Regions from separate parts of the Mus musculus genome. Here region 1 is linked to region 2. The links are chromatin loops, found by intact Hi-C in ENCODE. Cell type or tissue: heart. All regions are shown on one strand. Links, peaks and the distances in the headings refer to the core of each region. The heading gives the core; the rest is flanking DNA.

Region 1 (11,913 bases), core at 4,122-6,621, 330 kb after region 2:
ACCCAAGGAGTGCCCAGCGAAAAGGAAGCACCCAGTGAAAATGAAGTGCCCAGTCTTTGTATCTACTGAGGATTTCAGATAAAACATACCGGGTGTTAAGAAAAAGTGCACATACATATGATATGCATACATACATACATACATAGTATCGTTTATAAACTCAGACTTTCTGTCTTTTTTATGCATTAAGAAAGCTGGTGGATAAAGGGCTAAAATGCACGAGAAGTAGAGTTGCAGAGATAGCCCAAGAATTAAGTCTCTTGCAGAAGACTCACTTGGCCCAGCACCCATACATGCGGCTCACAATCACCTGTAACTCCAAGTCAGGGGAAGCCGATGCCGCTGTTCCCCTGCGCACCTGCACTCACATGAACATACGCACATATAGATGCAGACAGACATGCTCATGAGCACATGTGTCCTTCTGTATATACACACACACCAATACATACATACACACACTTAAAAATAAAATCACACCATTAAAAAAATGCATGAGAAAGCTGGCATGTTAGTGCATGACTTTAATTCTAGCACTTGGGAGGCAGAGGCAGGTCGATCTCTGTGAGTTCAAGGCCAGCCTGGTCTACAGAGTGAGTCCAGTACAGCCAGGGCTACACAGAGAAACCCTGTCTTGAAAAACAAAACAATTCTCTCCAAACCCCCCAAAGCCAAACAAAACAGAAAGCCTGAGAAGTGACCAGTAAGTACCTTCTGGTTAGCAGTGAGCCCTGAGAGGAAATAAGCATTATCTGGCATTATTTGGCACGAGCTTCTGGAAGTAATAATAGGTACTTGCTGGTTAGAAAAGGACAAGCAATAAAGCAAAAATGATACTAAGCTTTCTTTGTACATAATGTGCAAAGACACCTTCACTACCCACCTGCTATGTGATCCTGGGGGCAGGGGGTCTGGAAAGGAGTAGAACTTAATGAGTATTTCCCAGGCCACAGGTACTGTGGCTTTGTCTCATTGGTGCACCAACAGTTAGGCATTATTACCTTTCTTGGACAAATGAAGAAACTGAAGCTCAGAGGCTGTCATTTGTGTAAAGCCACACAATACAGGATAGGGTGTCTTCATAATATACTCTCCTTTCCACTTCCGTGTCTATTCCTGTGGAAGTGTCAGTCCCCCTGTTTACTGTGTCCTTACATCTTTTACAAGTATAAAGCTAAAGGTGTTTGCAGTTAGGGGAAGAGTCCACAAATGACCTGCTTTTGGCTCCTAAACATACGATCAAGGCAAAGACATTCCTAGGGCTGAGAGTTGCTTGAACAGTATGGAGAAGAGGTTTTGGAGAGGCCTCTGATGCTCATGAACAAGAAGAAAGACCTTTCATGGGGAGGTTGCAAGAGGGGTCCTGGGATGGGATGGGCAGTTAGGCGTACCTTAGGGAAGAAATTCAGCGACAAGAGCTGTCTGTTGCATCTTTATAGCAAATGCAATGCTTCAGAAGTAAGGAGCTGGGGAGCCATGGGAGAGAACAGTGTGCTCTAAAACTATGGAGAAGGGAAGAGAGGACAGCAAAGCCCTAGAACAAGCACACACTCAACCCCAGTGAGTTCAGATTCTTCATTTATCCAAGAAAGTTAATAAAGCCTAGCTGTTCATGCACTAATGAGACAAGTAAACCAACCAATGAGGGTATATAGGCAGGTCCATCCCAAGGCAAAGCTGTACCAGTGAAGATCGTGCCTGCCTTGGCTGGCCGTCTGAGATGTCAAGCTGCTGTCTGACTTAGTGACGGGCAGGGCAGTCACAGTGGGTGGGGCCGGTGCCCAGGCCACTTACCTGCAGTAGTGCTGCCCTTCCTTAGGGCCATTTTTAGGAACTCTCAATTTGAGAAATCAGTAAGGGAATTGGAAAGAGAAGTGAGACAAAGATGCTAATTAGATGGAATGGCCTGGGCATGGAGTATGAGATGCAAATTGGACAGCCCTCCTGGGACAGAACAGCCATGCCACATCTAAATATAACTTAAAACATTTTCACTAAAAAGCGTTCTCTCCTGGAACTTCCCTGCTAATGGTAGTGGGCTCCTGGTTTTGCTCGGACCTATCTATCCTATCTATCCCGTACTAGAGTCCGTGGGGAAGGAGGGGTGGGCATGCGCTCTCTTGGTCTCCTTGTCTCTTTCCCCTTCTCTCTGAAGGTCATCTGAAACACATCTTCTGGGAGACACTCTCCCCTTTTCCTCCTGTGAGGCTCCAGTCTGCCTGGCACCGCCTTTCACGGCTGGTGGTCTCAGCACCTAGTTCACTGCCACCTTTGTGACTACTGCTGCTGTTGTCATCGTCCTGCTTCAGGTTCACAGCTAGTTGATGGCTCATGCCTGCAATCCTAGCACTGGGAGGTGCAAGCAAGAGTACCTGAAATTTAAGGACAACCTCAACTGGAGAGTAAGTATTGGACCAGCCTGGGCTACAGGAGACCCTGTCTCAAAACAAATCAAATCAAAGCAACCAAAAGCCTCCTCAAGTTGATGCGGAATGCTAGCTGGCTCTCCATTCCCTGACCTTACTTGGTTGTAGCCATTTTCCATAACCTAAACCCTCCCAACTCTTGGTTGCAGCCATTCCACATCTGCTCCTCCTTTCCCTCCTTTGCTCTGCACACAGCCAGCAATGCAGCAAGGACACCAGTGTCAACCTCGAGGAAATGGATTCCCCACTCCTTATAGAGAACAAACTTAGTAAGGCTAGCTTGGGCTACAGAACAAGAGTCTAACTCAAAAAAGAAAAAAAAAGGAACAAATTTGATTTTTCACTAACAGTATATGTGTGATGGCTCTTCCCAGTTGTTAACTTGACTTGACTCTATCTGATATGCCACATACTATGTAAGATTTTATATATATCTCACATACAATGTACGGTAATTGTAATTTTATAAATTAGCATTTATATATATTTAACATATATGTCACCTTTCTTATATATTATATACAAATATATTAGCATATATGCATATATGTTTATATATACATACACACATATTTATATACAGATATGTTAATTTAATGTATATGCACATGTGTATATGTACATATACACATATGTTAACATAATATCTATATATCACTGAAATGGTGCCAGCTGAAAAAGAAAAGACTCTCAAATGGAGACACAAAAGGGAGAGGGAAGCGGTAGGCAGGATAGGTACTCAATACTAAGGTACCAGGATCTACCCAGAGACCCCATTAAGCCATACACTCTAGGCTTTAATCACACAGATCTTTCTAATTGAGTCTAGTGTGGTAACCAGCTGAAGGTTAACTAAGGCCCCAGGTGATTCTGAGTGGGTGAGCAGACTGTTGTAAAGCTTGAAGAGAGTTTGGCCCCAAACAAAGGCAGGCGAGCCATATTGAAGCAAGACTAAGACTTAAGGTGGGACGGTATCTCAAGAGAACAGACTAGAGGGCTTAGTGAGTTGATGGACAGGGAGAGTGAAGGGCAGTGTACAGACCCACGGGTAACGGTGTGCTTCCCGGTTTTGTTCTGGCTTGGGCAATGACACCTCTGCTTTGTTTAGAGTGTTCTGGGCATTTGGAAGAGCCCTCCAGAAGGCCCTCACAGATACGAGCCTGGGCAGGGCTTCTGAAGCTTTTTCTACTCACAATCCTTTTGTGCTAGACAAGCTTTGCAAAGCACAGGTATACTGAGATACAAAGTAGGTATACAAGGCATTAATTGCTAAATCATAAAGGATTTGATTTTAGAACCATTCTATGGAGTCTAGAGTAGTGCCTCAGCAGCTAAGAGCACTGGCTGCTCTTCCACAGGCCCTGAGTTCAAATCCCAGCACCCATAAGGCAGCTCTCAACCACTTAAGACTGTAGTGACATGGGATCTGATACACTCTTCTGGTGTGCAGACATACATGCAGTCAAAAGACCCATATACAATAGATAAATAAATAAATAAATATAGATATTTACAAAATTATTTGGTGTACATAATTCTACTATTAAAGATGAAAGTAAACCTGCATACCAATAAATGCATAGACTTGCTTATTTTTAAATAAAGAATTAAATCCTGGCTGTAGGTTTCCTCAACGTTTTTCATTTTTTTTCAGTTTACCAATATTTTGATTTGATATATCAGTGCTGAGAACACCACTTTGCATAAATATGTTGTACAAAATTGTAGGAGCATGTTTAGCGCCATATTGGGAAAAAGCTGAATAATCTCACATCAAAACTTATTTAGTGATTTTTGAATGAGACTCAAGTCAATAACTCAGCCATTTTTAGAATCAAGCACCTTAAAGCAACAAATCCCAAAGATGCACGCATTTCACACTTAGGGTATGACAAGCTGAAAAACGATTTAGTAAAATATTAAAAGGTTTTGCTTTCTGAAATTAAATAATTATGTTTCTACAAGTTTAGAAAAGTTGCTCATATGTTAAATCTTAATAAACAATACTCTCGATTCTGAGTTGAGATGTTTCCGGCAGCATTTGCTGGGCAGTGCACACATACCCTGCTGCAGAGAGTCGTGAGGAAGCACCGCTGGGTGCGGTCAGAAACACCTTGAACTCACAACTCACAGTTTGATTTTTGAATTAACTTTGCCCACTGTCTCAGGAACACTCCTCCTTCCCTTTCAAAACTGCTGTCACATTTTCTCCTACATTTGTGGTTGCGACCTACAGCTTAAGTAGATGTTCAAACACGATGTGGTAGAAATCCTAGTTTTTTTTTGTTTTTTTTTTTAAGCCACCAATTTTTTTGTTTGTTTCAAATGTGCATGCTACAAAACCGCCCCGTCCCTAAGCGAGCACAGCAGCGACGGGACTGAGATGGCTTGTCTGAGAAACCTCTCCCTAATCGCGCGGGTTGACTGTCGTTCCACTCCACGGCTCAGGGGTTCAAACTTTTTGACGTTCTGACTCTAGGGGATTGACTCAGCGTGTACGGTAAGAGCTTAGGTTCGAATCCCACTTCCCACTCAGGAATGTAGGCGGTCGGGGGGGGGGGGCGTGCCGTGCGGCGTGACCCGGGGCGACCTTGAACTTCCGAGTCCTCCAGTGTCTCAGCCCTCCCTGGTCCCCTCCTGGCCATGTCCACTCACTTCTCGGAGAGTCCGGCCCAGCATAGCCCTCGGAGTCAGCCGGTAGCACCGGGTCCCGGAACAGAGGAAGGAGTCAATCTCTGCCACCGGCGTTACATGGGCGCAGACATCTTGGCTCCTCTTTAACAACGAGCGCCTGGATTGGTCGAGTTCCGGGCGGCGGAAATGATCTCTGCACACGATTGGCTCGCGCGCCGGCGACCGGAGGCGCGCGGACAGGCAAGGAGACCGCGGCCGGGGTCGTGTCAGGAATCCGCCTGACCTAGGAATTGCTAGCCTTGTTTGCTTGTCCCTCTGAGGACTCCCTGCTTGCTTGCTTTTTTTTCCTTAAGGGGAAGGAGAGCGTAAGGAAGGAATGGCCAGTGTACTGACTGGACGCCAACTGGGACATTTCTGACGTGGGGAGCACAGTAGCAATTCTATTTTAATTCCGTCGCGGCTTTAGGTTGAGTTTGCTTCTGAAAGCTCCCCCTCGCTTAATTGACCTGTGGGTTTGGCAGATTTTGGCTGAATTGAAATGTGTTAGTTTGACCTGCTTCAGGTCCTTTCTCTCCACCGTCGCACCCCCCACCCCCGCTCCTCCTTTCTTTTTTCTTTTTCTTTTTTTCTTTTCTTTTTTTCGAGGAAACGTTCTCCATCCCTGCTCAGGATGGGCGTTTTGAAGACCTGTGTACTTAGAAGAAGTGCTTGTGCCGCCGCCTGCTTCTGGAGAAGGACAGTTATCCCAAAGCCACCATTTAGAGGCATTAGTACTACGTCTGCGAGGAGCACTGTCATGCCCGCTTGGGTGATAGATAAATATGGAAAGAATGAAGTCCTTCGATTCACCCAGAACATGATGTTACCTATCATACACTATCCAAATGAAGTCATTATCAAAGTCCACGCTGCCAGTGTAAATCCTATAGATGTTAATATGAGAAGTAAGTTGTCCGGGTTTGTTTGGTTTTAAATCAAAATTCACTGGGCACACAGGTGTTTTGTTGTTTTTCTTTTGAAACAAGGGGTCGTTGTCTAGCCCAGGCTGGCCTCCAATTCATTGTATACCACTGACTAGTCTCCACTCTGCCGCCCTCCTGCTCTGCCTCTCCAGGCCTGGGATTTAGCAGGTGTAGACCACACCTAGTTAATAGACTACATTTAGGTTGGCGTGAGGGAGTCATTTAGGTTTCTTATTACATGTATTTATTTTGTGTTTGGGTGTGTGGAACAGGGCCCAAGTGGAGGTCAAAGGACATCTTGTGGGAGTGAGTTTCTTCCTTCTACCAGGTAGGCTCCGGGCATTAAACTGACCACCAGGCTTGGTAGCAAGCACCACTATAGGCAGAGCCATCTGGTTTCTGATACTATCCCTGCAAATATTTACGACGTTTTGTTGTCACAACTGCTAAGGTATACTTTAATCTTTTATTAAATGTGTTTGTTTCCTTTCACATATGAGTTGGGACCGAGAAGTGATATCTACAGTTAATTTGCTCTGTGGTAATTTTAGGGTCCAGCACAGGCTCCAGAGTTTGGCTATGTTTCCCCATCAGTTCAGAGTCTGGGTCTATGTAATTCCTGTATCCTTCTTGCTGTCCCACGGTTCACAGCTTCTGTTATAGGCCCAGTGTACCAAGCAACAGAGCAGAACTCCTGATAGGGGCACAGCATCCTCGTCATTTCTCATATCCCCATTCCCCACTCCCCACCTCCAGCTTAAATGTGTTTTCTTGTTATACACCCGCTGAAGCTGGGATAATGTTATCCTAATTTCTCTTGCTGGGTCATATTGAACAGCTTGGGGAGAGCATTCCTTAAATGTATTCTTATATTCTATACTGTGGTTCTATTATAGTGGTGAACAAATTGATTTGTATTTATAAATTACTTTAATTCTGGAAAAAACTGGCAAAAATATTGTCAGTCTCGCTTATGGGAACTCACGTGTGTCTTCTGAAGATGAATATGTTCTGAGATGACCAATTCACAGGAAGTTAACTACCTAGTGGTTAAGGAAGCTGCCATGTTTAACCCTGGGTCAGTGTTCTGAAGGGCTTGTGTGGGGGCCTACAGTGGCCTTCAGTGCCTCAGCAGGAGTGCTCATGTATGACTTAGTGTAGGGCAGTGATTGATATAGCACAGGATTTAATTCCAAAGAGGTTTCTGGGATAGAAGAACTGTGTATGTCAGTGAGATGGCCCAGTGGGGAAAGGCACTTGCTGTCAAGCCCAAAGACCCAGGTTCAGTCCCTGTGACTTGCATGGTAGAAGGAGAGAAATCACCATGGAAAGTTGCCTGTGCCACATTTTGCTATGCCCTAAATAAATACAATTTAATAAGTTGTAAAAATAATTTTCCAAAATAATCCAGGAAATTGAGACAAGTTAGCATTGTTTTACACTTCAGTACATCTCTTTGATGCCTTTTACGACATCTGGATTTTCATACATGGTTCTGTCTTCTGTTACACTGTTACACTGTTACTTGAAATAATGATGGAAAGGTTGCCCCATAAAGACTTGGAAAAGAAGATGCTTTTTAAAGACACATTGTTCAGATTGCAGGCATACCAGACCTGGAGAGCCTCTGGGTCTCTACTTTTGAATGTTGCATTTAGCACATTTAGTGACTTCCTAGAGCTATGTTGGTGAGGATAGCGGCCAGTGAGCCACGTATGGCTTTGAGAAGCGCATGTTCCTGGTCTGAACTGAAAGTGCAGTCACTGTAAAATACACTAGACTTCAAATACTTAGTAAGAGAGAAAAGAGTTAGATATATCTTAGTCAGATTTTTATCAGGGACAGAGGTATGGCTCAGTAATAGAAATTCCTTTGTATAGCCATGTAAGGCCGTGGGCAAGATCTCCGGCATTGACAGCAACAAACAACCATAAAACAAAAGCCAAGAATTCTATATTAATTGCATGCTATCTTGATAATACTGTGGATATTTGAGTAAAGTATTCCTGAAATCACTTTCTTTCTCTTTATCTGGTAGATAAGGACTAGTAGCATTTCTTCAGAAGAAATTTAGAGAAAGATTTGGAGTCTTAAAATGTTTGTATCTGGAAAACTCCTGAAACTGGGGGATAGTTCAGGTGATAGCTGCCAGACCGGAGCCCTGGTTTGAGCTCCAACACTGCAGAAGCAGGGTGTGTCAGTGCACACCTGCAGTTCTGGCACTGCAGAATAGAACAGGAGGATTGGAAGGCCAAGGTCATACTTTGCTACACTGCAAGTCTGAGGTTGGCCTAGCTACTCTCACAGAACAGCAGAAAAAACACTAGCAGGGAGCTCAAAGCCATCTAGGGCTGGGCCATTAAAGTGTCTCCCAAAACCAAAATAACAACAACAATTATAATACATTGAAAATATCTTTCCTTCACTGTCTACTTTAACTTTTTTTTCAGTGCTGGGGGTATTTCAACTCTCCCCTGTAGCCTTGTGTAGATTGCTACTCCTAGCTGCATATGATTTTACTTCATTATAAATTTTCTTATTTTTACATTGGGCTTAAAGGTAAATCTGTTTTATAAGATGTGCATATACAATTTGTGGTGTGTACAGTTTTATTTCAGTAGAGAGACCATGTTCAGATGTTTCTTGGCTACTGTTTTATGTAATACTGTAGCACATTTTACTTTTATTGAGGATTTTTGGGACGATCTGGTGTCTTACTACTTGCCTGGGTAATACTTTTGCAAGCTATCTTTCAGCTCACGGCTGCGTTTTGAGACAGTATTACTGTTGTAGAAGATACCTTAAAATGGTAGCTTTGGGAGATATTTGAGTAGAAAATTATTTCCCTTGAGAAGAAAACAAGAGACACATCTATTATGACAGATAAAGATTATTTTCAGACAAATAGCCACTACTGTTAGACATAAAACAACAAATCACAGAAATGGCAAAATCAATGAATAATTTTAAAATAATATAGCCAACATTATGCATAACACATTTTGGTTTTTAGGGGGGAGGGTGGGTCAAGACAGGTTTTCTCTATATAGCCATGGCTGTCCTGGAACTTAGAAATTCACCTGCCTCTGCCTCCCAAGTGCTGGGATTAAAGGTGTGCGCCACCACTGCCTGGCACATTTTGATTTCTTTAATGGGATTAAAATCTCTAAAATTAAGGGAACCTTGGGGATTTTCTAACTTAGCCCAGTGCTGTACAAGTTATACCCTGCCAGGGAGAGGCCCTTTTATTTTTCGTGTTTAGAGTCCCTGTGGCGGACTGGCTCAGACGCTGTAGCAGTGGACGGTCTTGAACTCCTGACCTTCTTGCCTGTCTTCTGTAAGCACTAAGATTCCAGGTGTGCATGTGCCACCACCCACTGCTGGCAAGACAAGTTTAAACCCCATTTTGCCACCAAACAGGTTCCATTTCTCATGGCTAGCTAGGCCTAGCTACTCTTGGTATATAGCATATTAGGGTTATTAAGAAAACTGTTGCAAACAACCTGAATTGTTGGCTTGGGACCTCAGAAAGGGATGGAACCTTCTTGCAAGTTTACAACTAAGTAGTGACAAGGCTGAGTGTCCACTTCTGTTGTCCAAACCACAGAGGGTTTCAGTGAGTAAATTGCTATGCCTTAATAGAGGGAAATAAATACAAGGCAGGGAAAAGAGCCTATGTCTTTGTGAGTCTCTGTTATGTTCTGTGATGGAGTGGGGCTCTAAGCTAGCCAGATGGCAAATGTGGAATGCTGGTGTAAGGACCAGCAGCTTAAATTTTTCTAGCACTATTTTCTAGCACTTTCATTTTTTTCCCATATGACTTGATTTTTTTTTTTTAATTAGTAAAACAACTTGTGCAGAGTACCCACCTGCCAGCCTTTGTCCGTATCCACCTTTCCTTGTGCTGTGTAGACTGGTTGTCACTGTCCCTCTAGGGCCAGCTTTCTGCTTGTCATCCTAATCCCATCCTTTCCCCTTCTCTGGGGGCACCTGTGCTCTCCTGCATTTCTGTTTTCTTGTACCAGATCATTCACACAATCTATGACTTTATCATTAGTATTATTTCTTTCTTCTGCCACGGTCTGTGTTGTTATACATACTTTGTTTAGAATTTTCCTTAGCTGATTTTGATCTTACTTGAAAACAGCATTAAATATTTTCAAGGGCCTTCCTTTAGCTTTCAGAACTCCACTGGAATAGCTAGGCACAGCTGTTACTCGGGATAATTATTGCAGATAGAGTAGTTAATTTATTTGAACCAAAATAATGGTTTCAGTTTTACTTATCTGTTATCAGTATAAATATCCTTACAAACAAGATGTGGGTTTGCATGTAGTACCACATGCCTTTAATGCTAACACTGGGGAGGCAGAGGCGGACAGATCTCTGTGAGGCTTGCTTGGTCTACATAGCAAGTCCAGGTCAACCCAAGGCTATATAGTAAGACTGTCTCAAAAATAAAAAAAAACCTAACCAATGCTTCCATCCCCGTCCCCCACCCCAAAGTTTAATGCAATTGACCTGATCAGACATGCCTGTTTTCCACTAAAATTCTTTCCACTTACTCAAAAATCATTATTCTAGATCGATTTTTAGGAGGTGCTGACTAGAATTCAAACCATGACTCCTTTATAACCTGAACATGTTTCTTACCTACATCTAGTGTGAGTAGCAGGTATTAATATGCACAGGTTCTTTATAACTTGTGAACATTTTTCTGCTTTACCAGACTTAGTACCAAATTAAAACTAATTGTGTTTGTTGTTAAGAAAATTATACAAACACAGTGGTACTTACCTGTAGTCCCAGCATTCAGGCTGAGACAGGAGGGTCCATGTAGGACCAGCCTGTGTTACATAGCAAGATCCTGTCTAAAAACTTAAAAGAGTTTGCAAATGAATGAATTCATGGAGATACCATCTTTAAAGACTGAGTTTCAAAGAGACTCTGAGCAATTGTGATTTTAGTTTAATAAATGATTGCAGCTTTCTAAGTAATTTTCTTTGAAAGGAACAATACCCGGTTTTTACGCTTTCCTCTATGGTGGCAAAAACTGTAACGTTTGTTGTGTTAGGGCCTACATTTTGAGCGTCTGATACTGACCTACCTGGTAATATACCTATATATATACCTGTAGTATACGTATAGTATTTAAGACCCTCTGGATCCTTCCCTGTAAGGCACAGATAAACTGTACTTTGTAGGTGGTTATGGAGCCACAGCCCTAAATATGAAGCGTGATCCCCTGCATATGAAAACCAAAGGAGAAGAGTTTCCTCTGACTCTGGGTCGGGATGTCTCTGGTGTGGTGATGGAGTGTGGGCTTGATGTGAAGTATTTCCAGCCTGGAGATGAGGTGAGCCAGCCTCTTAACATACTGTCTCTTGCCTGCCTCTCCCTCTCCTCTCCCATCCCCTGCCTCTTTCTTCCCCCCCTCCTTTCCTCCCTCTCTCCTCTCTTCCTATCCTCCTTCTCCCCTTCCCCGTTTCTGCCTCTTTTCCTCCCTCCCCTCCCTTTTCTTTCATTTTTGGAGACTGGTTTTTATGTAAGCTAGGCTGATCTCAACTTGTTACATAGGTGAGTGTCTTAGTTACTACAGTTCTGTTGTCCTGAGGAGATACCATGACCAAAGAACTCTTAGGAAGTGTTTAATTGGGGCTTGCTTATAGTTTGAGAGAGTCAGTCCATGGTTGTCCATGCAGGCAGCCATGATGCTAGAGAGGTAGCTGAGAATTTTTACCTACTGATCCAGGAGGCATTGGGCCTAGCATGGGATTTTGACCTCAGGGACACAACTCCATTAAGGACATATCTACTCCAACAAGGTCACACCTTCTGATCCTCCCAAACAGTTCATCAACTGAGCATGCAAATATATGAGCCTATGGGGT
Region 2 (11,913 bases), core at 5,644-8,143:
TCTACATCTTCATCTGAAGGCTGCTAGGAGACTGGCTTCCAGGAAGCTAGGATGAGGGTCTTAGAGCCCACACCCATAGTGACACACCTACTCCAACAAGGCCACACCTCCCCACTTCCTGGGCCAAGCATATTCAAACCACTACAGTGCCACTATGTAGCTTTGGCTGGTCTGAAACTTACTTTGTAGACAAGGTTGGCCTTGAACTCAAGAAGATCCACCTGCCTCTGCCTTCATAGTGATGTCATTAAGGGTGTGAGGTGAGTTGACTCTATAATATTCTTATAGCTTTATATAGTTTCCAAGTTGTTCTATATTTTTAGAACAATTTAAAAGAATTAAAAGTTTTTTTTTAATTAATTTTTTTTAAAAACCCTGCATCGATGTTTTGCCTGCATTTAATTCAGTGCACCATTAGAACTCCTGGTGCAGATGGAAGCCAGCCACAAGAGGACACTGGATCCCCTGGCGCTGGACTTACAGAAGATTGTGAGCCACTAAGATTTGAACCCACGCCTTCTGGAAGAGCACCCCAATGTTCTTAACTGCTGAGCCACCTCTCCAGCCTCTGATTACTTTTACCTGCGAAGAAGTGTATAAATGAATCTTGGGGAAGAACTTTATTTTTCAGTCAGAGCTCTGTATGGCTTTAATGAAGGCACCTTCGTCAGCAGAGATAATTATATCCACCTGGTCCCATTTTAATGGCTGAGAGGAACAAAATGCTTTTTCCTTAGAGTGACATGGTAACACTGTATACAACCAGAGGTAGGTCAGCATCTGCTTTAGATATGCTGAGTGCGATCCTGGAAGAGCCCTGTTAACTGATTTAGAAGGGGTTTTACACAGATGGGAAACGTGGTCGTGTTCAGTATCCTGTAACATCTCCTTCAACATACCATGGTTCTGAGTTATGAAAATATTTTATCCAACTTTCCAGCCTACTTAAAGCCTCACTAATTTCTCACAGCCTAAGAGTTGCTGTTGCTTTAGTCCCAGCACAATAATAAAATCCAAGAAAGGAGCTCAGGTTGTAGCTTAGTGGCAAGAGCACATAAACTAAATGTGTCCAGCACCAACTACCAAACTAAAGCCTCCATACTGAAGAAAACAGAAGGATGTAAAAAATGGGACTAAACCATGCGGTGTAAAAAGATGCACAGAATCTTACACTCCACAGACTTCACTGTTCCTGAGCAGAGGATCATGGGACTGAGCAGAGGATCATGGGACGGAGCAGAGGATCATGGGCTTCAGCCTGCAGTGTCTCGTGCCACTGCACTCTCGAGGTCTGCAAACTCCTTTTGTGATGTGAAAGTGGGATTTCATTGCTAGAACTTAATTATCCCCATTAGGTCTGGACTCTGCCTCCTGCCCCCAGGGTGGGTGGGAGCTGAAGGAGTGCTTTTTTTTTTTTTTGTTCCATCAGAAAGAATGTCCAGCCCAGGCCTTTCCATGAGGCTGAGTCTGTCCCCTGAAGCCTCCACAAATTCCACATAATTCTAGAAAGTGCAGGGAGAACAACGTGTGGCACCTGATATTTGCCAGGGGAGCTCGCTTTCTTTCTTTCTTTCTTTCTTTCTTTCTTTCTTTCTTTCTTTCTTTCTTTCTTTCTTTCTTTCTTTCTTTCTTGTTTGTTTTTTTTGAGACAGGGTTTCTCTGTGTAGCCCTGGCTGTCCTGGAACTCACTTTGTAGACCCCCAGGCTGGCCTCGAACTCAGAAATCCGCCTGCCTCTGCTTCCCTCCCGAGTGCTGGGATTAAAGGCGTGTGCCACCACGCCCGGCTTGGGAGCTCTCTTTCTATACCTCAGTTCCCTGATTTTTTTCTTAAATTTTTTTTTACCATAAACGTTGCGTGTGTGCGTTCGAGAAAGACAGAGAGATAGAGACAGAGACAGAGAGACACACAGACACAGACAGACATCTGTACTTGAGGGAACATAATCACAGATGCGTGAAGTGAGGAGAAGCTAGAATTTCTGTCTAAAAGTCCCTGGGTGACAGATGGATGGAGAGCTCCCTAGGCATGCTGGGAACGAAATCCTGAGGCCACAGGGAAGAGAAAGTTGGCTTCCTCTAAATGTGCTTTGTGTGAGTTGGGGAGACCAAGGTCACAGACTCGACTGCTTGTTAATTTATTCAAATTATTTTGTGTTTTGTGACTAAGTAATGAAACAGCTGGTTTACAAGGAAATGTCATTCCTGCACTCTGGCCCCCAATTCTCACCAGAGGCAAGGACCACCAACAGCATTGATGTCTCTTTGGGAAGATGTTTTCTTTGATGTACTGTAGTGTACTCATTGCTATGAATTTTGTTTTTATGTTCTCCCCTTTTCAGCAGGGTCTCGCCAAGTCACTGGTTGGCCTGAAACCTGCTAAGTAGACCAGGCTGGCCTTGAACCCTGGATATCTGCTTGCCTCTGCCTCCCAAGTGTTGGGATTTGTTGAGTGAGGCCTGCCCCACTAGTCTAGCTGTATCCATTTTGATGACTTGAATCCAGGACTTCTTTTATGCTAGACAAGCATTCTACCAACTGAATTGTATCTCCACCATGGCTCCTATTTTTAAAAAATGTTATTGTAAATCTCCAACCCCAATAAGCCCATGCAAAACCATGTAACTTAGTTATAATATTTATAAGCTGTATGTCTAGATTGGGCAGATTTACTATTACACTAATCTATTTTCTATCTAATCCCAGTGTTTCCTCTAATCCCTTTTTAAAAAATGTATACATTCTTTTTTTTAAAAAAAAGATTTATTTATTTATTTTATGTAAGTACATTGTAGCTGTCTTCAGACACACACCAGACCAGAAGAGGGTGTCAGATCTCATTACGGATGGTTGTAAGCCACCACGTGGTTGCTGGGATTTGAACTCAGGCCCTTCGGAAGAGCAGTCAGTGCTCTTAACTGCTGAGCCATCTCTCCAGCCCTCTAATCCCCTTTTTAAGGCATGTAAGGCCTTGTCTTTTGAGAATAAATCAAGAGAATAAATATTGTAGTAATGGTAAGTGACAACATGTCTATTTCCTTTAAATCCACTCTGTTGAACTTTTCAAAATATCATCACATAAAGCCCCAAAGGTATTTATTGTGTTCTTCATCTTTAAGTATCATATATGTATGTGTGTGTGTGCGCGTGTGTATATATATATATATATATATATATATATATATCTTTATATCTTTATTATCAACTTATAATTTTTATTATCTGACCTGGAGTCTTTTGTACCTTTGTCTCCCTTTGCTGTTTGAGTTAGGACACTGTAGTTCTCTCCTTCTTTTTTTTTTTTTTTTCACAGGGAGGGGCTGACCGTAGAAAGATCCTTGGCTTCTGTACTTCTGAGCCTGCTCTCTGTCTTTTGTTTGAGTTGCAACTGGCATCATGTGCACTAATCTCAGGCAGCCTGCAGCACAAACAGTCTGGAGAGTGGGTCTGGCTGGCCCATGTCCTGGTGTAGACTGGGGGATATGGGGAATGAGCATGCAAAGTCTCCCTGGGGCATAGATGCCTCAATCATCTCACTCTGACACAAAGTTGTGCTCCAGGGTCCCATCCCTCCCTAGGCTCAGGGAACCCCACACTGGCACTTCTCAAGTTCCAGCTCCAGGCTGGGGTGATGTCCCTGGCTGTAGCTGTCTGTCTGGGGGTTGGAGAGGGAGCCTCTCTGTAGCTCTCTGTAGACCCCTCAGACCCACTCAGCTTTTAATCTGTATATTGTTGTAGCCAGAGATCGTTGTCCCAGTCATTTATTCAGGGGTTGGGGTGAGTGCAGTGGACTTTTATCTAAGGTTAGTTGGGTTCTAAGCCCCACATTGGGCACCAATTTGTTATAGTAAATCTCTAACCCCAATATGCCCATGCAAAACCACACAACTTAGTTTTAATGTTTATAAGCTATATGCCTGGATTGGGCAGATTTACCACTACACTAATCTATTCCCCAGCTGTGAGATCTCTTGTTGTTTGTGGGTTCTCTAGGCCACGTGGTCTTTTTTTTTTTTTTTTTTTTCCGAGACAGGGTTTCTCTGTGTAGCCCTGGCTGTCCTGGAACTCACTTTGTAGACCCCCAGGCTGGCCTCGAACTCAGAAATCTGCCTGCCTCTGCCTCCCAAGTGCTGGGATTAAAGGCGTGCGCCACCACACCTGGCTTTCTTTTTTTTTAAACCTCTTTTCTTCTCTGTCTTCTTCCTCTCTCATTTTCTACTCTTTCCCGACTCTCTAGAACCTTCAACCCCACCTTTCCCTTCCATTGCCCAATCACAGGCTCTAGCCTTCATTTGACCAGTTAAAATGGGGAGAAGGTTTACATGAAATCACGTGAGTACATGATCCATTCCTTGTTGGGGTAGCCCCTTTTGCAGAAGCAGAATTAACATCAGAACACAAACAGCACCAGGGAAACCCACAACATAAATTTTCCTTCTTTTGAGTTTGTATGTCTATCTGTTTATACCAGTTTTGGAGAGGCTATAGGTTAGGTATCTTCTTCCTCTATTACTCTTTTTTTTTTTTTTTTTTTTTAAAGATTTATTTATTATATGTAAGTTCACTGTAGCTGTCTTCAGACACACCAGAAGAGGGAGTCAGATCTTGTTATGGATGGTTGTGAGCCACCATGTGGTTGCTGGGATTTGAACTCTGGACCTTTGGAAGAGCAGTCAGGTGCTCTTACCCACTGAGCCATCTCACCAGCCCCCTCTATTACTCTTTATCTTATTATTTATTCCCGTGATCCATAGACTGGCTCTGAACCATGCCATTTCAGAATGGTTGTCTGGCTAATGAACTCCTGCATTCTGTCTGTAGCCCATTCTGGCACTGAGGTCATGGTATTCCTTCTGCCTCAGTCTTCTGAGGCCTGGAATAACACTCTGGTACTTCCAAGGTTTAAAAACTTTTTTTTTTGATATGTATGGGTGTTTTGTCTGTATATACTTTGTCTATGTATGCTTAGTGCCCATGGAGATGGTGAGAAGGTGTCAGAGGCCCAAGACCTGGAGTAACAGAAGCTTGTAAGCTACCAAGTAGGTGCTGCAAATTGAACCTGGGTCCTCTGGAAGAGCAGCCGGCAATCTGAACCACTGAATCATCTCTTCAACTCCAGATCTTACTTTTTAAAAAAACAAGATTTATTTTTTTATTTACCTTATGAGTACTCTATCTGCATACTCAGAAATCCGCCTGCCTCTGCCTCCCGAGTGCTGGGATTAAAGGCGTGTGCTGATCTTACTTTTTTTAACTTACTAATTTATCATGAGCTGAAAATGGTGGTGAATGCCTTTATTTCTAACACTTGAGAGGCAGAGGAAGGAGTATTTCTGTGAGTTCAAGGCCAGACTGGACTACGTACTGAGTTCCAGGAAAGTCGGGATACATAGAGAAAAATCTCACTCAAAAAACAAAACAAACAATCAAAGTTTAAGGTCTCTTTAGCTATGTCAAAGCCAGAGTACACGAGACCCTGTTTAAAACAGAAAAAGAAAAAGAAGAAGAAAAAGGAAAAGAAAATGTTGTGGGTGCAGAGGTGGCTTAGCAGTTACGAGCACTGGCTGCTCTTCCAGAGGACCCAGGCTCACAGCCATCTCCAGCTCTGTGGGGTTTGGTATCCGCTGGCTTCCTTGGGCACTGCACCTGTGTCATGCATAGACATGCATGCAGATAACACCCATTCACATAAAATAATAAAATATGCACTCCAGGGCAGACCCCATGTCCAGGAGTAACTGGCCAAACAAGCTGAACTCCATGGGTAAACAGGGTCGTCTAGAGTCCATCACTGGGGTGCTTGCTGCAGGCCCGATGGCCATGAGTTTGATCCCCCTGGAAAAAGACCTGACTCCTGTAAGCTCTTCTCTGCATCCGCATGTCCCCTTGCCCAACAAATAAATAAATGCATGTAAAAATAAAATAGGTTAAGAATTTACCATAGTGATATCTTCACGTAACACACATACATATACATACACATATAGCATATATACACATAATACATATAATATATAAAGAATATAATGTCCTTTTGCACTCTTTAGTGACTTTATATTATTTAATAGTATAGATATGTTAATTTCTCTAACTAGGTCTCGGTTTTTGGATAGTTAAGTGTTTTTCAGCCTGTTACCAAACAGCAACTAATTATTGCACATTACTCTGTACAAGTCAGTTTTATTATAGTTGATGTTTTGAGACAGAGTTTCTCTGTGTAGCCCTGGCTGTCCTGGAACTCATTCTGCTGACCAGGCTGGCCTCCAACTCAGATCCACCCGCCTCTGCCTCCCAAGTGCTGGGATTAAAGGGTGTGCCCCCACCAGGCTGTACAAATATATCTTTGGACTAAATTTAGCATTAGAATTGGCAGAGGGAGACATGCTGTATTAACACCAATAGATGCATCCTTTCCTACAGATCTAAAAGCGTTTTCTCATATCCCTGCAGGACAACACTTCCTAAAACTCTGAACTCACAGTTTGACCAAAGGCATTAAGAGGGTGCCTTCTTTTTATTTAATTCCCTTAAACAGTAGCAACTTCCACACAGGGACACTTCAGCATGGGCCACCTTACTCAGTTTGCATCTAAACATAGTCTGGACTGTTTCTATTTACAGCTGTTTTCTTGTTGGGTGAAGCTGACCATCTGGGAGAAATTGAAAAAAAAAAAAAGCTATAGGAGAAAAAACCCCATAACTCTAAAAGAAACTCACTGTGGCTTATTAGCTTCCAGAGGATCAAAAATTCAGGATTTTTTTTTAAAAACAAAATTCAGGGCTTTTTGTTAGATGAAAAATATATCATCTCTGTCTAAATCTACTTATTATTTTGACAATGAGCGTTAATAATCCATGTGGCCAGCAGAGGGCAGCACATCCCCATAGAGTGTCCAGGAGACGCCTTCAGCAGGGACTTTGGACCACATTAGCAAGAATACTAACCCACTTTGTCACTTCCCCGCCTCCAGGCTTGGGGCTGGTGAAAGAGAGGAACAAAGCTTGCCTAAAAGACCAAGACAAACTGAAGAACTGAATGCCAGCTAAGTGCAGGGCAGCATAGAAACAGGAAAGAAAGAAGTATTGTAAAACCAGCATCATTAAGTAGAAGGGGATTTTAATTAAATGTGATTATTTCAGGCACTGTTTACACAGCAAAGCCCAGAAAGTATACTTTATTGTATTAATATCTCACTTCACATCCATTTTGCTAAAAATGTCAAATAATTTAGCTCTGTATTTAATCTTCTATTTTCCTAAAAATAAGACTTATCTTTTAAAAATCAAAATGCAGGTTAACCATATACTTTAATGTTAGTCCATTTATCCAATACTGAGTGCCAGGAGGAGAGGACATGGGGTGGACATAGTCTCTGCATTCCTGCCCTCACTCCCACGTACTGGGGATTGAACCCAGGGCCTTGTACACGCTAGGCCAGTTGTAGTACTGAGCTACATCCTCCGCCCTGACTCCTGTTTTTTTGTTTTGTTTTGTTTTTGTTTTGTTTTTTTTCAGCAAAGCAGAAAGGACTGGAAACCTGGGTCAGGAAGCTTTGTAACTTCAGAGGTGGTATCATAACTGGTTCTGCGGCTGGGGCCAGATTTCTTAACATCTCTGTTTTATTTCAGAATAAAAAACAATACGGATGCGCTGTCAACCTCACAGACCCACACACAAAACACCATGTGAGGGCGGGCATTTCGGGCCACACAGCCACACAGATGGCTTAACAGGAAGACAGCCCGATGACTTGAGTCTGAATTCTGCAATCCACTTGGTAGCAAGACAACACAGTCCTCTGACTGTCACATGTGTGCTGTGGCACATGTAGACCCCCCTCCTCCTCCCCCAATGATAAAAGTAAGAAAGCAAGTAAGTAAATAAGTAAATGGGCAAGGAGAGGAAAGGAAAAAAGAAACACAAAGATATGCAAAGATGCTGCTGGGGGAAAAGGAGTATGATTTAAAGAGCCACAGCATAACATAATGCCCACGGCAACAGCAGAGGCAGCTTGCTGTGTCCTGTGAGCCAGCACTCTGCTAAATGTTGGAATTAGTTCAGTTAGGGCCTTATCCTTTGCATGTGGGTCCACCAGACAGGCGTTGTACTCTAGGCGTTGGGAGGTGGGGATGCTCACGAGAAGTCAGACAGGATCCTAGGAACGGGCAGAACAGGCTGGACCCAGAGTCTCTTGAGTGCTGCACCTGTCTGGTGGCCAGCCTTCCTCTCCGTTGAGCACAGAGGAACTGTATGCCCTGCCATTACAGTCTTACCCAGGACAGGACCAACATCCAAAATGTCCAGAATGCGGTGATTTCCCCAGCGTTCTGGAGGCTGAGGCAGGAGGAATCCGAGTTCAAGGCCAGCCCAAGATACACAGCGATTGTCAAACAGCAACCAGAAAGCACGTCATAGGCAATTCCATGAAAACCAGAGAAAACTGACCTTACTAGTTACCACCGTTCACACACATATTAATACATGAACAATCAGTTTCAAAACCACTCCATGCTACAGCTTCTCCAGAAAGTGTAAATTGGTCATGTTCTAAAGAAGAACTGGGGTTAACGTTAAGATTCCTTCTAGTGGCAGCTTGAGCTCTTGTTGCCTAAGAGAAAAGCGAACCGTGGAAAGCTGGAGGAGCAGGACAGCTCACCAGCAGCCAGCTCAGAGCGGGGCTCTTACACTTGAGGCTTCAGGGGTCATAGGTCAGGACACCCCCTTCTGGGCACAGAATGGCCAACATCCTGCAAACACAGAATCGGTCCGTTCCCCGGGAGATTCTGCACAGGTGGAGAACGGAACAAAACACCACATAGGAGCGAGCCTGCGGCTCAGCTCGCTGTTTCTTTCAAATCACACAGAGAGGTAAACGGGGAAGGTAACTGCTTTCTGTTTCCTGTTCCCTCCAGCCAAGGAGCAAATGCCAAGGGAGAGAGCTAAGAGCTAGGCACTGGAGCGCGCAACAGACACAGCAGTCTTTTGTGTTTGCTTTTGAGATAGGGCCTTGCTTCGTAACCTTGGATAGCCTGGAACTTGCTCATGTAGACCAGGCTGGCCTGGAACTTGCAGTGAGTGATCTTCCCGCCTGTGCCTTCTTAGAGCTTGGTTTCCAGGCATGCACTATCACAGCTGGTGTACATTAATTGCTTAATAACACATCGGTTACAGTGTCACCATCACCTGCGTTTTACAGAAGAAGCAGCCCCAGCTTTTTGTCCAAAGTAAAAAAGAAAAAAAAAAAAAAAAAAAAAAAAAAAGAATGTCTCATAGCATTTGGGCCGATACCTGGCTCCAGAGGCTGTGTTGTTAACTACGGCACCAACACATTTCCTTAAACTAATACCGAGAGGGAGGGGAGAGAGATCAAGTTGGAGGAAGGAGGGGCAAGAATGGAGAACTGAGGGGCAGAAAAAACAAGCCTAGGGCACAAAACAAAACAAAACCCCCAAACCAAATGGAAGCCAGGAATAACTCCAGGAGTAGCCCCATAGCCTGTTGTCCTGAAGAAACTCTGAAGACGGCGCCCTTGGGGTTAGGCGCTATTGAGTCAGTCCTTGCGCCACCCTGGGAGAGGAGCGCCGCCGTTGCTGGGCACAGAACGACCTTTCTATACAGTGTGCTAACTGTTAAACAGAAAGTTCACTGGCGCTATACAAAAATTCCTGTGCGCCCAAGCACACCTCACACGTGGAAAGTTACTGAGCGGTTGTGGCTGACTTGGTAAGGCTCAGGCAGCCACAAACCAACGACTGTGGAGTCCATTGTCAGCTTGCTGCCATAAAACTTTGTTTTTACGAGGCTGTTCTGCAAAAATTGAAATTTAAACAAATTTCCACCGTTGCTAGGTTTGCTTTGTTTTGCTTTAAGGTCTGTAAAACACGTGGGCTAAACTTTAAATAGGAAGGTCCTAAACCCTGTGATTAAAGATTAGAAAATATTCTACCACTAAGTTGTTTTAAAGTTTGCTTTGAAGTTTTCACAAAAGAAGGTCGAAAGAAAGATTCCACTAAAATGTACAGACGGATGACTAATCTTTCTGAATCGGTTTGTCAAATTACTTAAAGGCAACTATGGGTGGAAATGGCTTGAATAAGAAAGCGTTCGAACGCTGAGCAAGTACTGTGCCACAGAGGCAGAACAAGCACGTCCCCAGAAACGTGGAGAATACTGGGACCGAAACCCAGTCCCTCGCAATGTCCCGCCCCGTGGCCGAGCGCAGCTGGCTGTTGCCTAGGTCCGGTTGGATGCTCCCGGGTATGGCCGGGTGCGCGATGCTTGATGCAGCACTAGAGGAACTCAAAACACAAAGCAAGCAGCCAGGGGCGGCCGCCCAGCCGAGCATACTCACGGCTGGGGCCCGGGATCCTGGCGATCCCTGCCGTGCAGCCGCCAAGGGACAGTGCGTGGCGACGCCCGGTCTCCTCCTCGCCAACCCCGCGCACCACGGCCCGGGGACCTGCCAAGCCTGTCCCGTTCCCCCTTGCAGCCGGCACTTGACAAAAACCAGCCCTGAGCTCCGCGCAGTCTGCGCGGCGCCCGCGGCTTCGACTTTTCGTGTTGGGGGGTAAGATGGCAGGGCCGGGGAAACAAAGGAAACTTGGGCCGGCCGGCGTGTGTGGTTCGTGTGCTCGCCCCAGGTCCCGTGTGGGAGTCGCCTGCGCCTGTGCATGCAGCCTGCCCGGGGAAACCCTAGCTGTGCCAGAGCCCGGGGCGCCCGCCCACCTGCCGCGCTGGCCGCCCCGGGACATCCCAAGTCACCCCGGGCCGGTGCAGGCGGCGGGGGAGGGGCCGTGAGAGCCGCACAGGAGGGTGGGGGTGGGGGCGGGGAGGCGGCGGGGGAGGAGGAGAGCACGGGTGGGCGGGCGCCGCACGTCACGGCTATTGTGGCTGTCCCGGTATATAAGGTCCCGCCGGCCGGCCGCGCTCCCCACCTTGCCTGCGCCCGCGCGAGCTTAGCAGATCTCCACTTACCGAACATCTAGAGAGTCGCGCCGCGCGCCGACGGAGCGGACATGGGCAGAGCGATGGTGGCCAGGCTAGGGCTGGGGTTGCTGCTTCTGGCACTGCTCCTACCCACGCAGGTGAGACCCTGTTCTCGATTGGGCACTGGAGACGCGTCCTGGGGCTTGTGTGTGTGTGTTCGCGCGCGCGTAGGAGGGGCAAAGTCTTTGCCTCCGGCCAGGCACTGGGGTAGGGGGAGAATTTTGTGTAACTGACTTGGGGAACTCGTGGTGTGGATTCCCTCGAGAGAGCGCCCCCTTCCCTTCTCACGGAAGGTCTTCGCGCTCCCTGCGAACCACACAAAGAGAGGGAACGGTCCCCTTCGGGGGAGCGTGGCACACGCCCATCCTCCACCGTCCAAACTGGTTTGGAGATCACCCAGGAAGCCCTGGTTGTGGCTTTATCTCCCACAGGTCTTGAAGCTTAGTTAGGGACCTCCCGACTGCACAAACTCTCGCGGTGCGACCCCACACCTCCATCCCTGGCCACCTTAGGAGCCCCATCCCAACCTAGAATCCCCGGGCATTATAGAGACGGAGGGCAGGACTGTAGTGTCCCGATTCTCCGTCAGGCTTTGTCCTAGTCCACAGACGCTTCCTCTCTTAGATTTGTCCCGGGTACAGATCTTGCCCCCCAACGCCATGGGTGGCGCTGCTCTAGCTGCGTTAGGGTGAAGGCGCCGCGCCCAGAATGAGACCTGGAGCTGAGCCTGAGAGACTGGGACGGGACTCAGAGAATCCGACTGTAGCTTTTCACTGCGGTTGGTTCGCTTAGGGATGTCCCTAGGGCTTTTTGCCCCTGAAAAGTTGGGAGCGCCGGATTTTTGGTCCCTAGAGATCCAGGGTCCGGGCTCACCTGGGAGAGCAGCCCAAGAGCTTGAGGCGCGCTTCGTCTTCCCCTTCTCAGGCAG

The links. Hi-C counts contacts between places; a loop is a spot of excess contacts. Peaks named below come from ENCODE experiments on the same cell type or tissue, not always from the same donor. Only the 100,000 strongest peaks of a DNase experiment are listed, where the experiment ranks them.
Region 1: it touches region 2 in a loop (4-fold over the local background); 34 of 42 quality-filtered maps call a loop at or near these places.

Annotation. Positions count from the first base shown.
Region 1 is chr10:43,896,533-43,908,445 of GRCm38, forward strand. It overlaps Qrsl1 (glutaminyl-tRNA synthase (glutamine-hydrolyzing)-like 1), which reads right to left and starts at 5,204. Exons shown (of 11, transcript NM_001081054.2): 1 at 5,082-5,204. The coding sequence starts at 5,105. Rtn4ip1 (reticulon 4 interacting protein 1) reads left to right here and starts at 5,275. Exons shown (of 9, transcript NM_130892.5): 1 at 5,275-6,004; 2 at 11,227-11,378. The coding sequence starts at 5,731. In heart, for the core only: no CTCF peak of the experiment used is centred there; a DNase peak (open chromatin) is centred at 5,199; H3K4me3 peaks cover 2,340 bases; H3K27ac peaks cover 2,036 bases.
Region 2 is chr10:43,568,240-43,580,152 of GRCm38, forward strand. It overlaps Cd24a (CD24a antigen), which reads left to right and starts at 10,930. Exons shown (of 2, transcript NM_009846.2): 1 at 10,930-11,083. The coding sequence starts at 11,015. In heart, for the core only: a CTCF peak has its summit at 6,861 (motif pointing right); no DNase peak of the experiment used is centred there.